Regions from separate parts of the Homo sapiens genome. Here region 1 is linked to region 2. Evidence: read pairs that join two places in POLR2A ChIA-PET (ENCODE). Cell type or tissue: PC-9. All regions are shown on one strand.

Region 1 (4,000 bases), 93 kb before region 2:
GGATTTATGAACCGCAAGTTAAGAAACTTTCTGATGTAAGAAAATCCTCCCAAGAATGATAGCTGTTAAACATGAGAATGGATAATCAAAGAAGGGTGACAAATTTTGTTCTGAAAAGGTGCTTTTGAAATGGGTGTTTTTCATGGAAATCTACTGTAGAAGATCATTTGTATAATAGTGAATAGAATGTATTTTCTGAGTTTTAAAATTGTCAGATGTATAATGGGTCAAATGCTGAGTGTAGCCACTTCATCCAGCTTGATTTATATTGAAGAGAATGCAATCAAACTACCAGCAGGTAGTTTGTTTTTATTTCAGGTTCCATTGTTCGTACTCAGACTTACTCTATCATTAATGAGATGTGCAACCCAAGGCAATTCAGCCACTTCTCTGGGCCTCCATTTCCTTACTCACAAAATGAGACAGTTTGGACTACATAGTCACTTAGGTCCCTTTATTTCTGATAGTCCCACATTAAGTGTCCACCAAAGATTCACCGTGGATATGCAAGAAAATAAACATTACATGAACCATACATTTAGGATTCACAGGATTCATTCTAAATAAGTAACAAAAGGTCTTACAAGCAGCCAATATAACCAGGGGCTTAATAGATTTAGATATTAATTCATTCAAAATACACTTATCTCTTTCTTTTGCTTAAAAGTGTAACCAAACAAAGGGCCACTAATAACTTCAAAACAAATTCACTGATCTCTTAAAGAATCTGTTCTCAGGCAATGAAAACTTAGATTTTCTTGTTTACAACTATGTGAAATACATCAAAATAGAATGAAACTATTGATTCTTTTACAGGTGTATAATAGTACAAACTTATCAGGACAGGCTTACGTTATGCTTATCTTAGCACAAACAAATTTCACAGTTGTTCTGTGACAGGGATAACTATAATTATTTGCTTCACAGAAAACAAGGTAAACTTCAAACAGTATATAGTATATATTTTCTGTTGTACTTGATGTTTATAACTAGATGACTTCATAAATAGTGGATACCACTCTGAAATAGAATATTTTTAAAAGGTAATGTTTTAAAGAAACGATAAACTATACATTTAGGCAAAAATACTCAATTAATTAATTGCATTAATCTTTTGGGAATGAGTTTGATATCGTATCACTTACCTAGTGTTAAGTAGCCCCAAAAACTAAATAAGAATTTTATGTGAGCTAAGAAACAAACAAATATGAAGTAGTACCTATCTATCTCTCTGTCCCCCAAATGGGAAAAAATGAGGAGGAGAATGGAAGAAGTTCTAACATGGAATAAAGAGTGATTAAATGTCAAAAACTGTTGTCTATTTACAAATGGCCTTTTATTAGGAAAGTATAACATGAATACTAGAGAGAAATTATTAGGTTGGTGTACAAGTAATTGCTGTTTTTGCCATTACTTCCAATGGATCTTTGACCCTCTGCTGTCTCCTCTGCAGTTATATTCAGTATTGTAGGTCAAAAAACCTATTAAGCCTAACCATAAATGAATAAAGGTCATAACTGAATATGAGAACCAAATGCCAGTAATTTGTTTTTTATCTTTTACATTTAAATAATAACACAAAACTGCAGCAACACTACCAACTAATCTGCAAGGTGCTTTCTACCTTCAAGTCATTTTAAATACATGGATTAATTACATATTCAACTCTGTGTGTTCCTTCATATATGATGCCTCAGTAGTAGCATTTCACATTATACTTATGTTTCTGACCCCTTCTAGAGAGCAGGGGCTATATCTTCTTCCCAAATTTTCTCCCTTCCTTCAACAATTTTTTACTGAACTCTCCTCTGTAGCAAGCATATTTTTGCATTCCCAAATCCCGGTATAATGCCTGGCACAAACTATACACTCTATAAATGAGGGTTTTATGTGAATTAAAAAACCCACTAATTCACCACATAAATACCACCATCCCCAAATGCACACATATGAAAACAAACAAACCTTTAAGGGGCTCTGCTGGAATGGTATCATTAAGAAAAATGTAAGCATTTGCTATGGAACTAGACATAGACAGCAAGAGTATACCTGTGCACTGCAAACTACACCTTTTGAACATAGTGTTGACACTTATCACTTTGAGCTACATAGTAAACATCTGCCTGACAATAAAGTTAATCATTTGTCAACAAATAAATGGTGCTGAGATAATGGGATATCCACATACAAAAGAATAAAGTTGGACCCTTACCTCAGACCATATATAAAAATTAACTTAAAGACCTAAAAGTACCAGCTAAAAATTATAAAAATCTTAGAAGGAAACACAGGCATAATTTTGTCATCTTGGATGAGGCAGTGGCTTCTTATTAATAGATATGACACCAAAAGTACAAGCAACAGAAGAAAAAATCTAGACACTGTCAAGATTTAACATTTCCATGCTTCAAAAGACACCATTAAGAAAGTGAAAAGACAACACACAGAATGGGAAAGCTTTTATTGCAAATCATATATCTGACAAGTGACTTGTATCTATTATAAAGAAATATTAAAACTCAATAATAAAGGCAAATTGCCAAATTAAAAGTGGGCAAAGGATATGAATACAGTCTTCCAAAGAAGATATACGAATTGCCAATAAGGATATGAGAAAATGCTCAACATAATTAGCCATCAGGGAAATGCAAATCAAAATTACCACAAGATACCACATCACACACATTAGGACGACTATAATAAAAAAAGATAATTACAAGTGTTGGTGAGGATTGGAGACTGGACTCTTACACACTGCTGGTGGGAATGAAAACTGGTAAGATGGAAAACAGTTTGGCAGTTCTTCAAATGATTAAACATAGAGTTACCATACGATCCTGCAATTCTACTCCTAGGTACATATCCAAGAGAAATAAAAACATATGTCCTCAAAAAGACTTGCATATGACTGCTTATAACAGCATTATTCATAACAGTAAAAACGTGGCAACATCACCAATGCCAATCAACTGATGAATGGGTAAACAAAATGTGGTATATCTATACAACAAAATATTGCTTGGCAACAAAAAGAAATGAAGTATTGATACATGCTACAACATGAGTGAACCTTGAAAACATTAAACTAATTGAAAGAAACCATTACAAAAACCATATATTATATGATTTCATTTATATAAAGTGCCCAGAACAAGCAAATCTATAGAGACTTAAAGGTTTGTGCTTGCCTAGAGTTTGGGGAGACAGCAGAATTGGGAGATGATAGCTAAGGGGGTTCAGTGTTTCTTTCTGAGGTAATGAAAATATTCTAAAATTGACTGTGGTGATGAATGTACAATTCTATGACTACACTAAAAGCCGCTGAACATAACTTTAGGTGGGTGAATTGTATGGTATGCAAATTGATTTGGTTAATACCAAAGAAACCTAACTACCAAATTACTAAACCACTGGGCTCCAGCCCAGCAAACTGGTCCTTAGCCATAAGTTATAATTTTCTTCTTATCACAATCATCTGAAATATGTGAAAAAGGAAAATTTTTTTATCCCATTTTTTTTGGTACAAAAAGTTTCAGTGGCTGTCCATTTGAGTTCTTCAGAGATCTGAGGAATTTGCCCACCTGCTTACTGTTTTAATTAACATTTTTAAAAAATTCTAGATTCATGTGCATGTGCATGTGCATGTGCATGTTTGCTACATCGGTATATTGTGTACTGGTGAGGATTGGGCTTCTAGCATATTCATTACCCAAATAGTGAACATTGTATCTGATAGGTAGTTTTTCAACTCTTGCCACCTTACCACCCACCTCCCTTTTGGAGTCTCCAGTGTTTATTATTTCCATCTTTATGTCCATTTGTATCCATTGTTAGATCCCACTTATTAGTGAGAATATGTGGTATTTAATTTTCTGTTCTGAGTTAGTTCATTTAGGATAATGGCCTCTAGGCTCCACCCATGTTGCTGCAAAGAAAATTATTTCATTCTTTTTTATGGCTGCATAGTATTCCATGGTGTATTTATACCACATTTTATTTA
Region 2 (4,000 bases):
CAGGCTGCTGCTTCAGAGGGTGCAAGCCATAAGCCTTGGAGAGTTCCATGTGGTGTTAAGCCTGTGGGCATGCAGAGTACAACAGTGAAGGAGGCTTGGCAGTCTCTCTATAGACTTCAGAGGATGTATGAGAAAGCCTGGGTGCTAGGCAGAAGACTGTGGCAGGGGCAATCCCTCACAGAGAACCTCTACTAGGGCAGTAGTATTGAGGGGGAAATGTGGGGTTGGAGGCCCCATGGAGACCCCACTGGGGCACTGCCTACTGGAGCTGTGAGAAGGGGACCACTGACCTCCCAACCCCAGGATAGTAGATCTACTGGCAGCTTTACATCTTGAGCCTAGAAAAGCTGTAGGCACTCAACTCCAACTAGGAAGTGCAGCCTTGGGGCTGAACCCTGGAAAGCCACAGGAGTGGAGCTGGCCAAGGCCTTGGGAACCCATCCTTGCTATATTATGTCTTGCATGTGGGACATGAAGTCAAAGGAGATTATTTTGGAGCTTAAAGATTTAATGACTTGAAGATTTAATGGAGCTTAAAGATTTAATGGGTTTCAGACTTGCGTGGAGCCTGTAGCCCCTTTGTTTTGGCCAATTTCTCTCTTTTGGAATGGGACTGTATACCCCATGTCTGTACCCACACTGTGTCTTGGAGGTAAATATATATTTTTTAATTTTATAGGCTCATAGGTGTAAGGTACTTGCCTTGTTTCAGACTTTGGACTCTGGACTTTTTAATGAAGCTGAAACAAATTGTGGCTCTTGGGGAACTATTGGCAGGAGATTATTATATTTTGCAATGTGAGAAGAACATGGGATTTGGGGGGCCAGGGGCAGAATGATATGGTTTGGATCTGTGTCTCCACCAAATCTCATGTTGAAATATAATCCCCAGTGTTGGAGGTGGGGCATGGTGGGAGGTTTTTGGATCATGGGGGCAGATCTCTCATGAATGGCTTAATTGCATCTCTTTGATGATGAGTGGGTTCATGCAAGATTGGATTGTTTAAAAGTGTGTGTCACCTTCCTCCCCCTCTTGCTCCTGCTCTGGCCATGTGACATGCCTACTCCCACTTCATCTTCTATCATGAATAAAAGCTCCCTTAGGCCTCTCCAGAAGCTGATCAGATGCCAGCACCATGGTTGTACTGCCTGCAGAACTGTGAGCCAAATCAATCTCTTTTCTTTATAAATTATCTAATTTCAGATATTCCTTTATAGTCAGGCAAGAATGACCTAACACACTGGACGTGCAAGGGAGACACCGGTAAACAAAGTGATACTGTCAAAAACCAAGTGCTCACATAAAAAAACAAATAAGGATCCAGAGGAGATGGAAGGTGTGCTTCCATTTCTAAGCCCTTGTTCATGCTTTTTCTTCCACTTTGAAAGCCACCCTCTTCCTTTAGAAATCCTGCCCATCCTTAAAAACTGGCCCAATGCCATTTTCTTTAAGATGCCTTTCCTTATCACTCTAGTCAGATTGATCTCTCCCAGCCCTGTAGTCTTATCTTTTTTTCTGTACTAATTCTACGGACGTTATTACATATGGGTTCTTATTATAAATATTTACATATATTAGGAAAAAATATCTCCTTTGGTTCCCAAATGGCCAAAACCAGATTTTTTGTATCTTGGGATGTTCCACAGTATCAAAAACAGTGTCATTCATTTATTGAGTAGGTGATCAATATGCTCATTGAATGGATGATTATGTAATGAATGATTGAGTCACAGGATTTTGTATAAAAGCTACAAGGATATTTGTATTATTTATTACAGTTTACTAAGACCTTCCCCATATATTATATTTCTTAATTCTGTAAGGTAGTAATTATCATTGTCACCTTACATATCAGTTAACCAAGGATCAGAGAGGTTGAGAAACTTGTTTAACCTCAGAAAGCAAGTAAATGGCAGATCTGACATTTAAACCTAGGTCCTTTGGCTCCAGAAAAAAGTCCAGTACTCTTCCCATTTCCTCATTCTACTTTTTTTTTTTTTAAGACATTTATTCTGTTCAGCATCATGATCGGACTATTACATTTAGCAATCAACAACATGGTGCAGAAAAAAAAACATTAAAACCCTTTGTTGGAATGCCTTACACTTTTCACATAACAGAAACTAAAATAACCTGTTATACAATTAGTCACAAATACAGTCCTTGAGGTTTTTTGCCCATACACATGAATGTTTGTCTAAAACGTGTCTTCTTTGTAGCAGCTAAGCCCTGCCACCACCCTGCTTGACTGAGTTCACAAATTTGTTATAACCTATAGCTTCCCTGTCACTTATCTGGCTCTCCTCTCCTGCTAAGTTTTGTTTCCTAATTGAAATCTTCTGCCACTGCCATAGCTACTGCTGCTACTGGAACCCCCATAGCCACCTTGGTTTTGTGGTTTGGCAAAGTATTGGCCTCCACCACCATAGAGGCAAGATCTTTTGCCTCCAAAGTTTCCTCCCTTCATGGGTCCAAAATTTGAAGACTGATTGTTGCAATTGCCAAAATCATTGTAGCTGCTACCACCTCCAAAATTCTTTCCATCATTACCAAATCCATTATAGCCGTCTGCACTGCCACCATGGCTGCCACCAAAGCCACCACAACCACTGAAGTTTCCTCCATGACCAAAGTTGTCATTCCCACTGAAACCACCTCCACGACCACCACCAAAGTTTCCAGAACCACTTCGACTTCTTTGGCTGGACGGAGCACTAGCCATCTTTTGCTTTGACAGGGCTTTCCTAACTTCACAGTTGTGGCCATTCACAATATGGTATTTCTGAATGACAATCTTATCCGTGGAGTCATGGTTGTCAAAAGTTACAAAGGCAAAGTCCCTTTTCTTGCCACTGCCTTGGTCAGTCATGATTTCAATCACTTCAGTTTTTCCATACTGTTCATAATAATCTCTTAGGGGATGTTCTTCAGTGTCTTCTTTAATGCCACCAACAAATATCTTTTTCACTGTTAAGTAGGCACCTGGTCTTTGAGAATCTTCTCTTGAGACAGCTGTCTTTGGTTCCACAACTCTTCCACCCATCTTGTGTGGCCTTGCATTCATGGCTGCATCCACCTCCTCCACAGTGACATAGGGGACAAACCCAAAGCCCCTGGAGCGATTGGTGTTTGGATCTCTCATTACCACACATTCAGTGAGCGTTCCCCATTGCTCAGAATGGCTCCTCAGGCTCTCATCTGATGTTTCAAACCTCAACCCTCCAATGAAGAGCTTCCTTAGCTGTTTGGGCTCTTTAGGAGACTCTGACTTAGACATGATGGCAGGGAGAAGAGAGACTTTATCAATGCTTCCTCAGCAGCATCCACGGACAGAAAGGAGTAAGCTGACAAATGTATCTCCTCATTCTACTTCTTATAGTTATTCACTATAGGGTTTATTTAAATGAATTTAAAAGCCTTTAGTAACTGGAGATTATAAGGAGTGTGAGGAAAGACTATTGAGGCTCTGAGTATTCTTAAAAGGCTAATACACCAACTCATTTGTATATGTTTTAATGAATCCGATGCCATTTTAAGAACCAGTATCACCGATGTTTCACTGGATGTCTCAGATTGAGGATCTCTTCAAATGATACAGCTCTTTATCTCTCTTCAGAAAGCAGCTGTTGGGTTCTTCATCTTGTTGCAGGAATTTTTTTTTTTTTTTTTGCAAATATCAAACCTGCATTCATAAGTTAAAGTGTTGTGATATTTAATACATCAGTTGATGTTTTTAATAAATAAGGCTCTCTGCAGCTTTTCTGTTATGAATCACAGTCTTCAACATTCATCCGAACGATGGATATTCGGCATGCCTTAAGTTCAAGTTTTTTGTTCTCTTATAGCCAAGTGGCTACAAAATAATAGTATCAATCTACTTCAAAGGCAGTCTGATAGAGTGTAAAAGGGCTTCACTTGGGTTCAGAAGATGTGAGTCAAGACATGAGTCAACTGTCCTTTCTTCCATTGAAAGGAGCTGTGTGATGCCAGGCAAATCCT

Evidence for each region. ChIA-PET counts read pairs that join two places held together with the same protein. Peaks named below come from ENCODE experiments on the same cell type or tissue, not always from the same donor. Only the 100,000 strongest peaks of a DNase experiment are listed, where the experiment ranks them.
Region 1: POLR2A ChIA-PET joins it to region 2 with 10 read pairs; 2 of 35 experiments call an interaction of 5 or more read pairs at or near these places.

Annotation. Positions count from the first base shown.
Region 1 is chr11:110,692,961-110,696,960 of GRCh38, forward strand. The region is part of intron 1 of ARHGAP20 (Rho GTPase activating protein 20); the gene reads right to left. Among named protein-coding and RNA genes, the nearest start is that of ARHGAP20, 17 kb to the right of the region's middle. In PC-9, no CTCF peak of the experiment used is centred here; no DNase peak of the experiment used is centred here.
Region 2 is chr11:110,785,699-110,789,698 of GRCh38, forward strand. It overlaps the pseudogene HNRNPA1P60. Among named protein-coding and RNA genes, the nearest start is that of ARHGAP20, 75 kb to the left of the region's middle. In PC-9, no CTCF peak of the experiment used is centred here; a DNase peak (open chromatin) is centred at 2,143.